Linked DNA regions of Homo sapiens: all the other regions are linked to region 3. A link is a loop called in an ENCODE intact Hi-C map of the cell type or tissue named here. Cell type or tissue: CD4-positive, alpha-beta T cell. All regions are shown on one strand. Each heading gives the region's core, and the rest is flanking DNA. Links, peaks and the distances in the headings are about the cores only.

What was found. Peaks named below come from ENCODE experiments on the same cell type or tissue, not always from the same donor. Only the 100,000 strongest peaks of a DNase experiment are listed, where the experiment ranks them.
Region 1: a loop joins it to region 3, with 2.7 times the contacts of the local background. A loop is called at or near these places in 4 of 110 quality-filtered maps.
Region 2: a loop joins it to region 3, with 2.2 times the contacts of the local background. A loop is called at or near these places in 3 of 110 quality-filtered maps.

Annotation. Positions count from the first base shown.
Region 1 is chr1:100,993,779-100,999,807 of GRCh38, reverse strand. It overlaps DPH5 (diphthamide biosynthesis 5), which reads left to right. Exons shown (of 8, transcript NM_015958.3): 6 at 4,659-4,698. It also overlaps a transcript of SLC30A7 not described here. Among named protein-coding and RNA genes, the nearest start is that of DPH5, 29 kb to the left of the region's middle. In CD4-positive, alpha-beta T cell, for the core only: no CTCF peak of the experiment used is centred there; no DNase peak of the experiment used is centred there.
Region 2 is chr1:101,002,684-101,008,712 of GRCh38, reverse strand. All of the region lies in intron 4 of DPH5 (diphthamide biosynthesis 5), which reads left to right. Among named protein-coding and RNA genes, the nearest start is that of DPH5, 20 kb to the left of the region's middle. In CD4-positive, alpha-beta T cell, for the core only: no CTCF peak of the experiment used is centred there; DNase peaks (open chromatin) are centred at 2,722 and 3,302.
Region 3 is chr1:100,924,589-100,930,617 of GRCh38, reverse strand. The region is part of intron 8 of SLC30A7 (solute carrier family 30 member 7); the gene reads right to left. Among named protein-coding and RNA genes, the nearest start is that of SLC30A7, 32 kb to the right of the region's middle. In CD4-positive, alpha-beta T cell, for the core only: no CTCF peak of the experiment used is centred there; DNase peaks (open chromatin) are centred at 2,277 and 3,087; H3K4me3 peaks cover 1,300 bases; H3K27ac peaks cover 2,500 bases.

The DNA of each region.
Region 1 (6,029 bases), core at 1,274-3,773, 70 kb before region 3:
GATTGCAGTGGCGTGATCTTGGCTCACTGCAACCTCCACCTCCCAGGTTCAAGCGATTCTCCTGCCTCAGACTTCCGAGTAACTGGGATTACAGGTGCCTGACACCACACCCGGCTAATTTTTGTATTTTTAGTAAAGATGGGGTTTCGCCATATTGGCCAAACTGGTCTCGAACTCCTGACCTTAAGATCTGCCCGCCTCTGCCCCCCAAAGTGCTGGGATTACAGGTATGAGCTACTGCACCTGGCCAATTTGCCAAAAATTTTTAAGCTATTTGCATAATATAGCCAATCTCTATTATTTAACAATATTTAATTTTAAGCAACAAAATAAATTTTTTGTTTGTTTGTTTGTTTAAGAGACAAGGTCTCGCTCTGTCTCCCAGGCTGGAGTGCAGTGTCACAATCTCAGCATACTGCAGTCTCAACCTCCCATGCCCAAGTGATCCTCCCACCTCAGCCTTCTAGGTAGCTGGAACCACAGGCATACGCCACCACACCTAGCCAATTTTTGTATGTTTTGTAAAGATGGAGTTTCGCCATGTTGCCCAGGCTGGTCTCGAATTTCTGGGCTCCAGCGATCCACCTACCTTGGCCCCCCAAAGTGCTGGGCTTAGATGAGTGAACCACGGTGCCTGGCTGTATGTCTTAATAGAAAAGATTATAATACATTTTTACTAATGATTGGCATTTCTTAGGATAGAAATTAATATCTACAGCAGGGATTAGCAAACAAGTACCCATGGATCACATCTGGCCTAATGTTTTGTAAATAAGGCTTTATTGGAACATGGCCGTGCACCTTCATTTATATATTATCTATGGCTACTTTCATGCCACAACAGCAGTGATGAGTAGCTGTGACAGAGACCATATGGTCCTCAAAACCTAAAATATTTGCTGCCTGCCCCCTTTCAGAAGTTTGCTGGCTCCTGATCTTGAGTGAAATTTTATTTAATCTCATGTGCTGCACCCTGAATCCCTTCAGTGATGTGTTATAACCTTACACTACTTTCTTCATAGTCTTACCAGCCATATGAATTACCTTATTAACTTGATTTCTTCACTGCTTCATAAGAGCAGAGACTTTATCTTGCTCATTATTCTCTTCCTAATGTCTAGAAGTCTAGCACAGTGTAGGCACTAAATAAATATTTATGGAAGTTAATGGAAGTTTTATTTAGTCTATATTCTCAGACTTGGTCTTATGACCCATTGGCACAGAAAATCTTTAACTCTTGCTAGTTCAGTCAATTGCAGCCAGAATACACTCCTTTTAATTCCTTTTTTTTTTTTTTTTTAAGATAAGGTTTACCCTGTCATCCAGGCTGGAGTGCAGTAGTGCAGTCTCGGCTCACTGCAACCTCTGCCTACCAGGTTCAAGCAATTCTCCTGCCTCAGCCTCCTGAGGCTGGGATTACAGAAGTCTGCTACCATGCTTGTTTAATTTTTGTGTTTTTAGTAGAGATGGGGTTTTGCCATGTTAACCAGGCTGGTCTCAAACCCCTGGCCTCAAGTGATCTGCCCGTCTCAACCTCCCAAAGTGCTGGGATGATGGGCTTGAGCCACTGCACCCGGCCCCCCTTTTATTCTTGGCATCTAATTAATTATAGATCTAGATTAGGCCATAAACGCTTCTCTAACACATTTTCTTTGGTCTTATGCCAATATTTGCAATCAGCTAGTATGATGTTTTCTTATTTTAGTTTATTGCCAGTGTGATTTAGTGCTTCATTCATCATTAATTATCTTTATAATTTTGTCTTTGAATTTTCCTTGTAAAAAGAGACTGGTCTTACTTTTTTTATAGTCCTTACTAACAAGGACACTGTAAGACTTGTGAGTTGGTGTGGACTATGCCATCAGATATATCCATCTTGTTATCCCAAAGTTAGATCCAGTTAAGGCCAGCTGTGGGTAGAAGGTCAAAGTAGATGACGGGCGAAGGATAATTTTTAAAAGGACTTTTGCTAAAGAAGTAGATGTATCTGAGGGATGAAAAATGGGGATTCATTGGAGCTCAGATACTAGAATATATGTTTTATAACAGTACTGAAAGGTTCTAAAACAGAACAGGGAAGGAAGAATCTGAGAGGCAGGCTACCTGATAACCTCCCCATATATCCATTAAAAATGACAGGAAAGGCCGGGTGCGGTGGCTCACGCCTGTAATCCCAGCACTTTGGGAGGCTGAGGCGGGTGGATCACGAGGTCAGAAGATCGAGACCATCTTGACTAACACGGTGAAACCCCATCTCTACTAAAAATACAAAAAATTAGCCGGGCGTGGTGGCAGGTGCCTGTAATCTCAGCTACTCGGGAGGCTGAGACAAGAGAATGGTGTGAACCCAGGAGGCGGAGCTTGCATTGAGCTGAGATTGCACCACTGCACTCCAGCCTGGACCACAGAGCGAGACTCCTTCTCAAAAGCAAAAAAAAAAGATAGGAAGGAGAGGAAGCAGCACTTATCTTTTCAGAAGCTTTGGAAAGGCAGATAGAAGATCAGTGTACAGGTATTTATTGAGTGCTTACCCTATGCCCCATGTAGAGTTAGTTTCTTTTGGAATACTAAGGAAGTGTAGACGTGGGTCCTGCTCTCAAAGCTTTGAAATCTAGTTTGGAACTAATGTGTTGTGCACGTGAAAGTTTAAAGAACAAAAATTCTATTGTATGGAGAGGCAGGAAGGACAAACTAGAAATGTGGCTCTTGAGTTGTCCTTCTAAGAGCTGCCCCTTTTCTTAGCTTTCCTGGGAAAAGACAAACAAGGTTAAACAATGTATCTTCCTTGCTCCATTAACAAAAGCAGGAAGGAACAGAGTGTGAAGTATAGGATGTCATGATTTCAAATCCTCAAACCATAGTTCTCATCGTTTTATCATCTGGCATTCTCATTATTTAAATTAGTATGTATTTATTCAATGCCTGCTGTGGGTTAAGTTCCATAGGGATTAGTGAGGATAAACCATGGCAGGAAAACACAGAGAATTTAAAATTTACTTAGAAAGACAAGACCAATATATATGATATAATTAGAGGTTAATAAAAGATAGCATTAATTGTGTAGATCTTTCCAAGAACAAAAAGCATTTGAGGAGAAGTCAACAAAGACTTTATGAAGGAGTTAGGACTTACGTTGCCCAGAGAGTGGATAGTTTAATATGGGCTGGTGACTGAGTGGTAGGAGAGTCACTTGAGTAAATTTATTCAGTAGACATTTATGGAGTGTCTTCTGGGTACTTCACATTATGCTAGGTCCTGGTACTAAGATGAATCAGAGAACCTTACATTCTAGCAAGTAGAAATAGAGAGGAATAATTATGGACTGTGTGAAGACAAGGGAAAAGTAATGCGGGGTCTGGCTTGAGACGAAGTCACGAATGCACTCCTTGATTAAAAAGGATTTGCGTCTAAAAATTCTCCTCAACCCTCTTCCTTTTAAAAATCAGATTCTATAGAGCATATTTGAAAAGTAAAGACAACTGAAAATATGAAAAATCTCATCACAACATTTCAGAAGCTCAGAGTGAATGAATTAATAAACGGGTTAAAATTTTTAAAATCTTAGAAACGTAATTTAAAGGAAATCTGAAAGTTGACTAACACCATTGATTATAGGGAGGCCACATTCTTAATAACAGGCATTCGTTTTTTTCTCCATAATGTGACAGACAAGTAGAAATATTAAATAAATAATGATATTTCAAACCTGAAAAAGGCTTTCAATGCTGGTTCCAAGAACATTTAAAAATATGTATTTAATATTAACTCTGCTATAATTTCCAAGCAAACTCTTTGATATCCTTTATAAGAAACACTTCTATAATCACTTAGGAAATCTGCATAAGTCTATTAAAGACTCCTCAGTTGCACTATGTTTATTTTTGCAAAAACAAACTTTGGCTGAACCATTTGTTTTCAGCATGTAAAGCAGGAAGCAGCTGTTGCTGTTGCTGTTGTATACTGAGTTCCTTTGAGGATGTAGAGTGATTCTGCTTTTTTACCTTTTACCAAATAGTTCAGTTGAGCATGAGTGATTAAAAAGTATACCGAATCAAATATTTGTGATGCTTGGACTGTCAAGCTTCTAGAGAGCAGAGTTTATATCTGGTCAGGTCCCTGTGGTATCCCAGTCTCTGACGCAGCGTCTGACACACAGTCCATGCTCAAATCCCTGTTAAAAGCATGAATACTTAGAATTAAAGTATTTATTCAAAATTATGGCATGTGTTAACATTCGTCAGAAAGCAAAAGACTTTTTTAAATGTGGAAAAGATTTTTTTCTACTTACATTACATCTATCAAAGGGCTTTCAGATGGGTCTGTGCAGTTACTAGCTGGTAGAAATGAAAACAAAGATTGTGATTAGCTGTTAGTAGTGTATATGCCAATGTTTATCTAATTCTTTCCCTTGTCTTCTTTTCCAAAAGGAAATTAGATGTTAGCAGGATGGTCTCAGGGCCAAGTTCATGTTTGTTTTCTAACTAGTGGCACAACCACAAGCTTCCATTCTTCTCTATGTTACTGTAAGAAAGTGGCTAATTAAAATGTGAGGGAAGAGTGTTTCCCCAAAATTTAGGTGACTCTTAACTGAGGTTTACACATAGGGTTTTGGATAAAGCTTTTAATTAAATTAAAAGAACTATTTTTACTTCCTACAGACATCAAAGTAAAGGAGCAGTCTTTGGAAAATCTAATCAAGTAAGTTATTATTCTGAGAATGCATACATGTGTTTTATTTCCTTGAACAATTCAATACATTCTACTTAAATGACCTGAGTTCTAAAGATGGTTGAAAATGAGCTCTCATTAACAGTGTGAACATTAAGCATTTTTATTCTTACGAAATGATAAGCAGTATAATAGAGTAGAAATAGCAATATATTTTGTGGATTCAACACTGAGAACAGTGGTTGGCATCTAACAGACACTCAGTGTTTGTGGAATGAATTAATGCGTTGGGATTCTGAAAACATGGGTGTGAGGCCGGGTGCGGTTGTTCATGCCTGTAGTCCCAGCACTTTGGGAGGCTGAGGCAGGTGGATTGTTTGAGGCCAGGAGTTCAAAACCAGCCTGGCCAACATGGTGAAACCACGTCTCTACTAAAAATGGAAAAATTAGCTGGGTGTGGTGGCACGTGCCTTTAATCTCAGCTACTTGGGAGGTTGAGGCACGAGAATCGCTTGAATCTGGGAGGCAGAGGTTGCAGTGAGCTGAGATCACGCCACTGCACTCCAGCCTGGGTAACAGAGTGAGAAAAAAAAAAAAAAGGCATGGGTTTGAGTCCTGAGTCTGCCTCTAGTTGAGTGCTCTTGGGCAAGTTACTTCCATCTCTGAGCCTTATTTTCTTCAGATGTATAATGATAGTACTAATCCTTTTTTACTTAGAGAGGCAGTGTCTAATACAGTACCCCCTACCCACTTGTGACTAAGGAGCATTTGAAATGTGGCTAATGTGACTGAGGAACTGAATTTTTCATTTAATTTTAATTAATTAAAAAATGATACTCTGTTATTGGAAAACTTTTAAGTATGTTTGGAACAGCTTTAGTATATAAATCAACTGTTAAAACCATAAATTTTATGAAAGTTAAATACAGATCAACTATTTCCAATGAAAATTTAATATCCAAATTAAGGTGTGCTGTAAGAACATATCAGATTTCAAAGACTTAATATAAAAACAATCTCTTTAATAATTTTTATATGAGTAGGTGTTAAATTACAACATTTTGGATTAATTAAAATATTAAAATTTTTGCCTTTTTTGGCTGGGCGTGGTGGCTCATGCCTGTAATCCCAGTACTTTGGGAGGCCGAGGCAGGTGGATCACGAGGTCAGCAGTTCGAGACCAGCCTGGCCAAGATGGTGAAACCCCGTCTGTACTAAAAATACAAAAAAAATTAGCCAGGCATGGTGGCAGGCACCTGTAATCCCAGCTACTCGGGAGGCTGAGGCAGAGAATTGCTTGAACCCAGGAGGCAGAGGTTGCAGTGAACCAATATCACGCCACTGTACTGCAGCCTGGGCAA
Region 2 (6,029 bases), core at 1,274-3,773, 79 kb before region 3:
AGAGTCTTGGAAGCACTTTAGGGAATCTGTAAGGTATTGCAGTAACACACACACACATACAAATATGTGCATACATAAATACCAAAGAAACCTTGGCTGTCTAGGGAGTCAGTTAACACGAGGCTTAGAATATATCTATGTTGAATAAGAATAGACTACATATTGGGTAGAATTGGTAGAGGAAAAATATAATGGAAAAGATTTAGAATTGAACTTCAACTTAAAAGCCCTTGTTTTACTTCTTGCCTAGGCAGTAACTAAGGCGTCATCTTCTCTGGATCTCAGATTACTTTACTGTAAGGGTATGTGGTGAGGATTGGGAGGGAGACTGGATGAGAATGTTGGTTTTCAAACCACACCATGATGTATGAAGATGCTTTAGGGATTCTGCAGACAATGAAGTAATGACATAACACTAAATAACAGAGATTTAGATCCTCAGGGAGCCCAATCATTATCTTTAACTCTATTGATGTTTTACTTAAGAGTAGTTCATTTAGAAAAAAAGAACTAAATGTACACTAAGTGCCAGTAAGATGTATGAAAATTACTAAACTAGATAAGGTCTAATATAGATTTGGAAGCCAAAAAGCCAGCCTCTTTTCCAACATTTAGCAAAGATTATCTTGACTGAGATACTTTAGGTACTCAAATTTTCATTCAATAAATTTTAGGATTTTTCACATTAAAATAATAGTTATAAACACATATACTTTAAAATCATGTTTTTAAATTCCTAACATATTTCTAACACTTGTATTTGTTTAACATTTTGCAGATTTTTCTAATGAAAGAAAAGCCTATTTGTATGTCTAAAGCCAGGCATGTTGGTTGTGTTTAGATGTCCTGGTAATGAAAATTTGCTTAATAAATTGAGGATCACTCTTAATAAATCCGAGATTTTTCTCAATACACAGAAGATAGGAGAATAAAGCACTTTTCTTTGTTTTTTTTTTTTGGTTTTTGTTTTTGTTTCTGTTTTTTTGTTTTTTTCGGGGGGGACGGAGTCTTGCTCTGTCGCCCAGGCTGGAGTGCAATGGCGCGATCTCAGCTCACTGCAAGCTCCACCTCCCGGGTTCATGCCATTCTCCTGCCTCAGCCTCCCGAGTAGCTGGGACTACAGGCGCCCACCACCACACCCAGCAAATTTTTTTCATATTTTTAGTAGAGACGGGGTTTCACTGTGTTAGCCAGGATGGTCTCAATCTCCTGACCTCGTGATCTGCCTGCCTAGGCCTCCCAAAGTGCTGGGATTACAGGCATGAGCCACCGCGCCCGGCCAAAGTCCTTTTCTTGAATTCTTGAGTTTAACATTTCTGCAGAAGCAGTTAGCTTAGACATACAGAATCAGAATTGCTTCCATTTAGCATTGTTCCTGCTTTAGAAGAACCATTTTCCTTGATAATAAATGATTTCTATGCTCACAGAAAATTAGGAAGATATATTGAGTATAAAAAGAAAATAAAAAAGCATCCATAGTACCACCACCTAGAGATATCCACAGTTACCAATTTTGGCACATTTCAGTCTTTTTATTCAACACTTAGTATGTGTATATTTACTTGATCTTATAGGCCAAACAAATATTAGAAAAAATTACAAATTCTGAAATACTTCTTTGTATAGAATTTTATTATCTTTCTTAATCATTTGTGTGATAGAATATATTAGTTCTCTTGTAGAAATTTGGTGACTGAAATGGTTTTAAAACATTTTAAAAGGCAGATAAATGAGACAGTTCCATGAAACCAGGTAGCAATGATTTCAGATAAAAACTGCATTATCAGTTGTGGCTGACTTCAGAGAAAAGGTTGTATAATTTCCTATCATTGTGAAATGTTTCCACTTTCTCTTGCTATTGCATGAGTGACCTTGAGTATTGCCATATGTTCATCTGTTTATATAATGCATTTCTAGTTTGGAAAAATGTATATTACTTTCAGAAAGTAACAACTCATTTCCTCTCTTTTTTTTAATACCACAACATTCATTGTGATAGTCAGCATTGTCGACCTTGTAGTGATTCTTATCGTTACTTTTCAGAAGCATTAATTGGTTTCATTGTTGTCCAGGGACTAATGTAGTCATGAAAAACCCTAGCTTAATACAAAGAACACCTAGTTTTAGTGTTCTTTGTATTAAGCTAGATTTTATCATCTAGAGTTCTATATCCTTCCGTGGTCTTAGAAGAAAATAATCTAAGCTCTTTCTATTCTTTTAGTCACTTAGGAACAGTTTTTGACTACCTGCTAAGTCATGAGCATATTTAATTTTTTTTCTTCCTTTCTGTTTCCACTTATTACTGGTTCTAATCATTATTTTTTTAAATAGCCACCTTACCATCATTTTTTTCCTACTTCATAGTTTTCTTTTTAAATCGTAAATATAATTGTGCCATTCTTCTATTAAAACAATTTTGGTAAATTAATCCCCATCCTATATAGAATGTTCAGTTACTTGTATGTTGTATTAGTCCATTCTCATGCTTCTAATAAAGACATACCCAAGACTGGGAAATTGACTTTGAGGTCAATTGTGACTCAATTTTGAGGTCAAATTGACTTTGAGGTCAATAAACTGTGGAGTTTAATTGAATCACAGTTCAGCATGGCTGGGGAGGCCTCAGAACACTTACAATTATGTCTGTAGGGGAAGCAAACACATCCTTCTTCACATGACAGCAGCAAAGAGATGCGCAGAGTAAACGGGGGAAATCCCTTTATGAAACCATCAGATCTTGTGAGAACTCACTATCACGAGAACAGCATGGAGGTAACTGCTCCCCCCCTCACCTCCCCCACTACCGGGTCCCTCCCACAACATGTGGGGATTATAGGAACTACAATTCAAGATGAGATTTGGTTGGGGACACAGCCAAGCCATGTTATATATGTTTATGACTTTATCATATTATAAACTCTTTGATTTACTCATTTTCCTATCTGCCATTGCATTCTATCACAGTGCCATGCATATAATGAATATGTCACAAGTACTTGCTGAGTTGAATTTCTTATTTATTTTTTCCCCCAACCCCCTGCCTTCCACCCTGGAGTTCGATCTTGTCTTTGAAATTATATGCTGTAAATTGTCATTTTAAAATTTAATTTACAAGTGGCTCTCATTTATGTGTGAGAATAAATCTTGTAGCTCTTCTGTCTACGTAGTCATTCAACTTTATGTACCTAGTGTGTGGCCATGTGCATACTCTTCCTTAGTGTCATCAAAAATCAATGTTACATCAATGGCATGCAAATTGTATGTGGGGATAAAAACAACAACAAACAAAACCCATCCCCAAGAACAGTATTCTGTATAGAAGAGAAAACTAGTCACTCTTGATTATGTGGTTTTGTGGTACAGTTTTTGACAGTTTTGCTGGCTTGGCTTTCTTTCACTTCACAGATTTAACTGATTTAATTTAGGATATAAATACATGATACTTGCAGGGCTTAATAGAGTTCTTAGCAAGTTTAATTTTTCTTAACAGATTTTTTTAGCTTTAATACCACAGAAAATATTTTTATTTGTTATACAAAATAACAAAAGCATTGAAATCTAAAATGGAGTTTTACAAAGCATCTATGCTTCTAAAAGGAAAGAAATATTGATGGCTATGAGATGAGTTAGGAGACTGTTAAGGTTATTCAGGCAAGTGATATTGAGGGCTCAAACCATGGTTGTAGGGAAAGAAATGAGTAGTCAGCTACATAAAATATACAGCAGAATTTACAGGAATTGGCACTAAATAAGATGTCAGGAATTAGATATATGTTTAGAGAGAAGTCAGGCACAGTTAGCTATTTCTGGGTAATGGCTTAATGCCATTTTAAATATTGCCCAAGACTTCCCGCCTCTGTTACTTTGTTCATAGTATCTCATTCTTTCCCCATGTTCGGCTTCTCCAGTCTTAAATCTTAACTGTCTTTCAAGGTCTAGCTTACGCCTTGTATTTTCAGAAGATGCCTTCAGATGCCCTCTTAGTGGGGGAAATGCTGAATCCTTATAATGCTTAGAGTCTATAGCATATTTAATAATAATTACTACTACCTACTATTGTCTTTCTTGAGCATCTTCTAACTAGATTGTGCCTTATGCCTAATGAGTGGATGTTTTGAGTTTTTTTGGGTTTTGTCCTAGATAAAACATAATCCAATATAAGTTAGGTAAACTGCTTTCTCTATAGGTTACTCCAGGTTAAAATTTAAAAAGGCCTGTGTTTACCTACTGTTTCTTACAAAACAGCTGTTTTTTTAGTCTTTAAATTTAGATTTGCAGCAATAATGTTTTGGAGGAAAAATGATCACAGCACAAAGGCTTATATGAATATTATAGGATGGTTCAATACTTAGGCTTCTGCAATCTCAGTTCTCATCACTGTGTGACTTTGCTCTAGTATAGTTCACTGGTAAGCCCTTCGATTGTGAAACACAAAGAACTGGTTCTTTTGTTCTTTGAGGTATTGACATATGGTGAAATTGTTTGCATAATGTTCCAGGATTCACTGAAGAAGTTTGCACCACAGCTACAGGAGTGGTTACAGTTTATAAATCAGGGTCCTGGAGAGCAGTGCTTGTGTGAGGTTTTCTTTAATCTCTCAAATTAGACAATTCAAAGACACTGCTACACAAAATGCTTTAGTGTTTATATGTGACTTGCATCTCAATTCTTTCTTAAGTGGTCTGTCACTTTCTTTTTGAATGAAGAACTTATTTCCTTCCATGACTGTATTCCCATGACTCTTAAAGTATTTAAGACTCATTTAAAGTATGTATTATTGCATATATAATTTTTTTAACAGTTTTACCTTGAAGCTTTTTTATGGAATAATACTAATATTTCATAGTTTGATCTGAGATGTGAAAAATCCTTTTTAGAATGTAAACAGTTGAACTTGTCAGAATGAAATCATAAATGTAGTTTCAAGTATTTAGTAATATTTTTGAGCTTACTCCAATAAGGAAAGCAGTTGGATTAAAGCAGGACACAGCATTTTAGAACATCTTCATTATTAAAACATTATCATTATTATATCATCAAATTCCTAACACTAAGACTTTTCCATGTGCAAGGCACTACTAGGCACTCTGCATACTTTGTGTCATTTAACCCTTAAAAACCACATTTTTATGTTTACAGTTATTATACCCATTTTGTAGAAGGGTTCCTCCCAAGGATTGGGAATGTTACTTGACTTGTCCATGATTAATCATAGTAAGAACCAGTGCCATGACTGCAGAGCCTTTCTCTGCTGTATGAGACATGAGCAAGACTGCACAATCCATGAGAGCCAGAGCTGTGTTTTGCCTGTCATTTTAAACCTGTGACTAGCATAATACCTGGTACATAGTAGATGATCTGTAATAAGTATTTGTTGGCTAAGTTTGCCTCTCATCACCCAATAATAATAACAAAACCCCTCAGCAGGGCCAGGACCGATCCTGGTAGCTTGGCACAGAGTGAACATATTCCTGGCATTCCACATTGGAACTAGAAATACATTGTCACAGGGAAACCTGTCACATGTGGCAGGAAGTTTCATGACTCAATACTTGGAGTTACATGGGTCTTTGTACACTGACCTGTGAATTTGATTGCTACTGAATAGCATAACTTCTATGAGATAATATGTTTTTAGGCAGCTTTCAAATGGACTTTGGGAGTAAACCTTGTTGGTAGGTAAGATGTAGGCTGTGGCCTATGAAGAACATGATGAACCTTCCCTTTAGAACTCAAAGTCACCATTATGAGTGTTGATTATAGTTTATAGGACCTCATTATGTAAAAACTGAGAAACGTTGAGCTGCTGCTCTAGGGAATTAGGGATGAAACACCTGAATGCCCCACCTTCTCTGTTTCCTTCCTGCTTGTCTTCCCCTCATATCTTGCTGAGCCTCTGAAACTGATTTGAAAAGCCTTAGGCTACTGGAAGCAGAGGATGACTAATCCTTGCTCCAGACCAGGTTCTGCATTTTTAATTGAAGAACCCAAGGCTGAGAAAAGTGACTTCCTGAAGTCACATGGCTATT
Region 3 (6,029 bases), core at 1,853-4,352:
CATATGGTAACTTTCTACATATTAAAAAAAAAAATGCTTACTTTTTGCTTAATACAGGCCACAAATTTATTCTATTCAACTCTTTCTATTTAAATATGAAATCAACAAGATTTATCAAAATCAGTACAGGGTCTAAATCCTATATTCATGAACAATGATGATTTCTTATAATTTAGAATTTCAAGTTTATAATTTTGTTTCCATTAGTATACATTCTATTTTATACAGACCATTATTTATCATTTCTAAAGTCTGTACCTCAGTTTGCCTCTAAAAATTTGTTTCCTCTAAAATTAAGCTGCTATTTTAAAATTTTAGACCTAACAAAAAGACTTGTTTTTGGTTAAAAAGCTTTTCTTTGTACTTACAAATGATTTTGTGGTATGTATATATATATGTATATAAAAGTACAAAGCACCACAAGATGGTAACTGGTGAGTTGCAGAAAATTGATTTTTTTAAAAAAATCTAGCAAGGCTTCAGAAATATCACACCAGTAACAAAGTATATTTCTATATCCTGCTTAGTTTTATAATTATCCATCATGCATAGGTAACCCTTTCATTTAAGTGAATAAAAAAAAATCAAGCTACAGATCTATGTAAATTGCCTCGTCTCTAAACTGCAGTGAGATTCAAAGCTACAACTAATTGTTCAGATTTCTGCATTCTAAGTTATGAATTCATCTTCTATCCCAACTCACCTTAGGGAAAAAAGGAGCAGAACTACTCTGAAAGCTCTTATAGGAATCATATTTTCAGAAAATAAAAAATCACACTCTTACATTATATTCATTCTCCTGTTTTTCATTGCAAAACAAAATTCATCACAATACAACTCAGTTTTACCCCAAAATTTATTATCACCCTTTGTCTGTGTAGAAAATGTTGAAAAAAAAAAACCTGTCTTTTTCTAAGAAATAACTTTCACTGTGGAAGTGAAAATGGAACGCTGGGCAAGCTAGAAGGGATAGACATATATTTCCATGGCACGTTTTCAACTGAGCAGCAGTAGACCCAGAGAATTTAAAAGAAGTGCCACTATTTCTCTTGCTATTGATGAACTGCAAATACTGAATATATAAAAATTAATGGTAGGGAAAAATACTTCTTTATACTCTATTTAGTTGATTTTTTAAGAGTTTTCACTATTTCCTAAAATCAGGCAAATTTTTACCAATTTGAAAAACATCTCAGAGTGATCTCCTTGCAAATAGTTCTTTATCAGGTGTACATTTAAATAAATTCAGTTTGTTTTCTTTTTTAAATGAAAAAAATGCTGAACTAGAATTTCTTTATTTTGTACTTTGGAGCTACTTTTTAACTGACTTTCATTAAAAAACTTATGCTTTTTTAAAGTCTAAGTCAAAAATGTTACCATAGAGAAATTAGGCAAGAGATGTAATTTTAAAATTACACTACCCAGAGAGAGCCAATTAACATTCTGGGAAATATATTCTCTATATATATGAATGCTAATTGGGATCTGGTGTGTACAGGCACGCACACACACACACACACACACTCTCTATATATAGTTTCTCCCTCATACATGTAAAGATAAATGCGTAGTTTAGACACAGACCTTTTACAAGAATTTTTCTTATGTGTTGCTCTGTACCTTGTTGTCATTTATTACCATTGAATCTAAGCCTTTGCTGACAACTTAGTCATCCAAAACTTAATATTGACTTAAAATAATGACTATACTATTACCTTTCATCTGAAACCTGTGAATGCTCTCTGATGCTGACCAAGCTTAATAATCTACATATAGTAGAAGTTCAATAATTTTTTTAAAAATGTGCCTAAAAATGATTGTAAAGAAATACTGCTAACAGTGGTTATGTGACCTCTGCGTGTTGTGATCCTAGTTTTTCTTTACTTCATATGCTTTCCACTATTTTCAAAATTTTCTACCATGATCATATTTTATAATCAGAAAACTATTAAAAATTTTCTTACAAAGAATATGTCATATGCATAATACAAACAAAAATATTATGAAAAATAAAATAAAATAATCTCAGAATAAAAGAAAAAATCCAAAAGAAAACCCACAAAAATATTAACATGGGTCTCTTATGGTAATTTTTCCTTATCTTTTTCTATATTTTACCAAGTTTCTTTGTCAACATAATTATTCCCATAATTAAAAAAACTACTTTTAAATATGCAATTTCATTAAATCCTCAGCCTCTTCTCTAAATAGCCACATAGCATGTTCATGCTCTACCTGAAAACTGACCAATGGAGGGCACTGTCTTCCCTAGAGCACTATTAAGAAGCGCCGTTTTCTCTCCTACACTCCAGTACTGTTGGGGCTTGTGGTGAGGCAGATGTCCTTCTTGCTTGTCACTACCACTATTTATCACAGTTCCTACTACTTCTTCCCTACAGCACAGTTTCCTTAAGGCCCGTGCCATTAGATCATTACACCCTCTACCCATCTTGATTACCAGGGTTACAATTCCTGATTGCCCCCCTTCAGTCACTGAAAAATTTGGTAATGGGCTTATTATCTTTCCACCTCTACTCTTTTCATTATTCTTGATTTAAATTATCCATGTGGGCAATCCACCCATCATCAGGTCTCTATATGCTAAGCTTATCTTCTGCCCCTATAATCACACCTTAAGCCTTAAGATCTCAATTCCAAGCATCTCATAATCTGAACAACCCTTTCTATTTCTGGATCAATTCCCCTAATACCTCCATTCTTAATACTTCTTCCCAAACAGGGAAGATAGGCTCAGTGGATTAGATTGACCCTATCTTAGGCCACTAAGTGGATTAGACCACTGAACCTAACACTTTTTTTTAAAGCATGCATCAATTACCTTTATATCTTAATTTCTCACCACTCTAATCCCTGCCTTGCCCCTTTCTCACTGTCAGTACTCACCTGACAAAACCCCAAACCTGTTAAATCTAACTCTCTGTCTATTCCATACCTCTTACCAAGTAGCTGAACAAGACTGAAGAAAAACACAACTATTCTGGTTGTTTGCACTTTAAATTCATGACCACAAACCTCAAAGTGGGCCCTCTGTGCTGCCAGGCAATCACACTGCTCCCCTTTACAGCAAAAGGCTTTGAAAAGGAGTTGACTTAGTTGCTATCTCCATTTCCTCCCCTCCCATTCTCTCTCGAAGCTACTCTGTCTGATCAGGCTTTCATTCTCATCACTCTTCTTAGTCCCAGCAGCATTTAGCAGAGTTGATTAGTCCTTCCTGTTTAACAGGTTTCTTTACAAGGCTTCTAAAACAACATATGGTTGTATCTTTCTTCCCACCTCGCTGGTCATTCCACTTTACTCTTCTTGGTTGCACCTGCCTCCTGACCAACCCCAGGGCTCAGTTCTCAGGCCTCCCCTCCTCTATCAATACTCGGTCTCAGAATAAACTGTCTATTAAATATGGCTTTAAACAACATATATAATCTGATGACACCCAAATTTCTATCTTCCACCCCAACCTGCTCCCTGAACTCTAGAGATGCAGATATATAAACATGTATCTACCACTCTCTGCCCTGCTCATTGCGCTCCAGTTACACTGCCCTTCTTGTCATCCTTGTATCTGGCATGCTCCTGCCTCAGTGTGTTTATACTTGAAGTTCCCTCACCAGGGATATTCTTCCTCTGAACAGTCCCATATTCCTCTCCTCCACCATTTAGTCTCTGCTCCAATATTACCCTATGCAGAAGACTTTCCAAGCCCTTCTAAAATAGCATCTTAGCCTACTCTATGGCATTTGTCACCAACTGACAGTCCATTATCTATTTGCATGTTCGTTTGCTTTATTGACTGTCTCCCTATTAAAATGTAAGCTCCATGAGGGTAGGCTATTTGCCTGGCACAGAGTGGGTACTAAAACATTTGTTGAATTTTAAGATACATGAAACTTTTCTGTTACCTTCAAAGGGTGGGCTTATGAGAACCTTTTAATAGGTAAGTTATACATTTCAGTAATGTTTAAAATTTTCACAATAAGAATGTTAATATAGTTTAGATATGTGTGCCTGCCCAAAACTCATGCTGAATTGTAATCCCCAGTGCTGGAGGTGGGGCCTGGTGGGAGGTGTTTGGATCATGGGGACAGATCCCTCATGGCTTGGTGCTGTCTTCACAATAGTGACTTATTTCCAGATTTAGTCATTGTTTTTTCTCTCTCTCTCTTTCACCACGCTACATGCCTGCTCTGCCTTCACCTTCCACCATGACTGTAAGATTCCTGAGGCCTCCCCAGGAGCTAAGCAGATGCCAGCACTATGCTTTCTGTAAAGCCTACGGAACTGTGAGCCAATAAAACCTCTCTTCTTTATAGACTACCCAGTCTCAGGTATATCTTTATAGCAATGCAAAGTATTACTTTGGTTATCAGAAAAACAAGAGCAAATAATAAAAATATCAAAGCTTAACAATAACAAAAAGAAATCCAATCATATGACCTGAAACTATGTATCTATGTAAGTTACAGAGAAGTTTATAAGTAGGTCAGTAGGACCTAGACAAGGATGACAAATAAGTTTTACCTTGGAAGCCTACTGTAGTTGACTGGTTGTGGTTGCTTGAAGCACTATATTGAAAGGGCCCCTGACGCTAAATCAGTTTTAGCAGGCAGGAGTACCATACTGAGGGATATCTTCCAGGAAAACAGAAGGGGTGGGAATTGTGGCATTCATGCTAGATGAATTCCAATGCCAGATGAATACCAACCACTCCATGACTTTAAATCCAGGTGTGGACTATTTTCAACCCTTTCTGTTCAGTTGATTGCTCCCAAGAATGCCTATTTGTACACTCTTTGTCTATTTGAACTCTCCATATCAATGTCTGAGAGATCTCAAACTTATATCCAAAACAGAATTTTTTATCTACAGTCCTCTTTAAAAATAAAAACATTACCTTTCTCCCAGTCCCCTCTCTTTTAGTAATGACACCTCATTCACTCAGTTGCCCAGATTAAAAACTCTAGAAACTATCCTTAATTCCCCTCTTTCACTCAACCCTGACCCACACATTTATATTCTCAAGCAAATCTTGTTAGCTGTACCCCAAAGCATTTTCTAACTTTTCTGTGTCTCTCCATTTCTAAGGTTAGTACCTAAGACCAAGCCACCATGGCCTCTCACCTGGTCCACTTTAAATAATAGCCTTCTAGCTGGTCTGCCTGTTCTCACTTGTGCCCCCTTATAATCTATTATCCACACAGCAGCCAAAATCATTTTTTAAAACAAATATCCTTATTGTGTCCCATTGCACTTGGAATAAAATCCAAACTCCTAACCCTAGGTAGTCTTCCCCAGCCTATTTCTCCAACTTTATCTCAAACCACTCTCCTCTTACTCCCTATGCTTCAGCCATGCTGGCCTCCTTTCAGTATCAAAGCTGCTTTTACCACAAGGCTTTTCTACCAACTGATACCTAGACTAGAATGTTCTTCCTCTGACAAGCTTTTCTTACGACAATAAGATCTCAGGTTAAAGGCCTCTTCTTCAGAAGTCTTCCAGATCTACTCAATTTAAAGTGGCAACTCAGTCACTATCATATAATCCTATCTTAAATCCACACAATACAAATAACTATTTGGCATTTGAGCCGTCTAATTTATTAATTTGTTTATTGTCTCACTCTCCTATTATAGGATCAAGACAGTGAAGATCTTATCTACGATTAAGTAGGTGAGAGGGCCTGCTTAATAAATATTTGGTGAAGATGATTTGTGCAGTTTTCTTCATGTGTGTTATATTCAGTAAAACAAGTTTTCTTTGTGTGTCTGTGTATGTTTACTTATTTATACTAGAGGAATAAATGAATGAGAACAGAACTAAGTAAGAATTCCCAATTTGGAATTAAAGTAATTCTCTGAGGTTGAAAAAAAAAACCCACAAATTTATTTTGATTCAAATTCAAAGTGTACCAATTTTTTTTTTCTTTTTTTTTTTTGGCCAGGGAGATTTAGGTGCTGACTTTAAAACAATGAAAAAACAATTTGCCCTAATGGAGCTTGAGGGCAATAACAAAT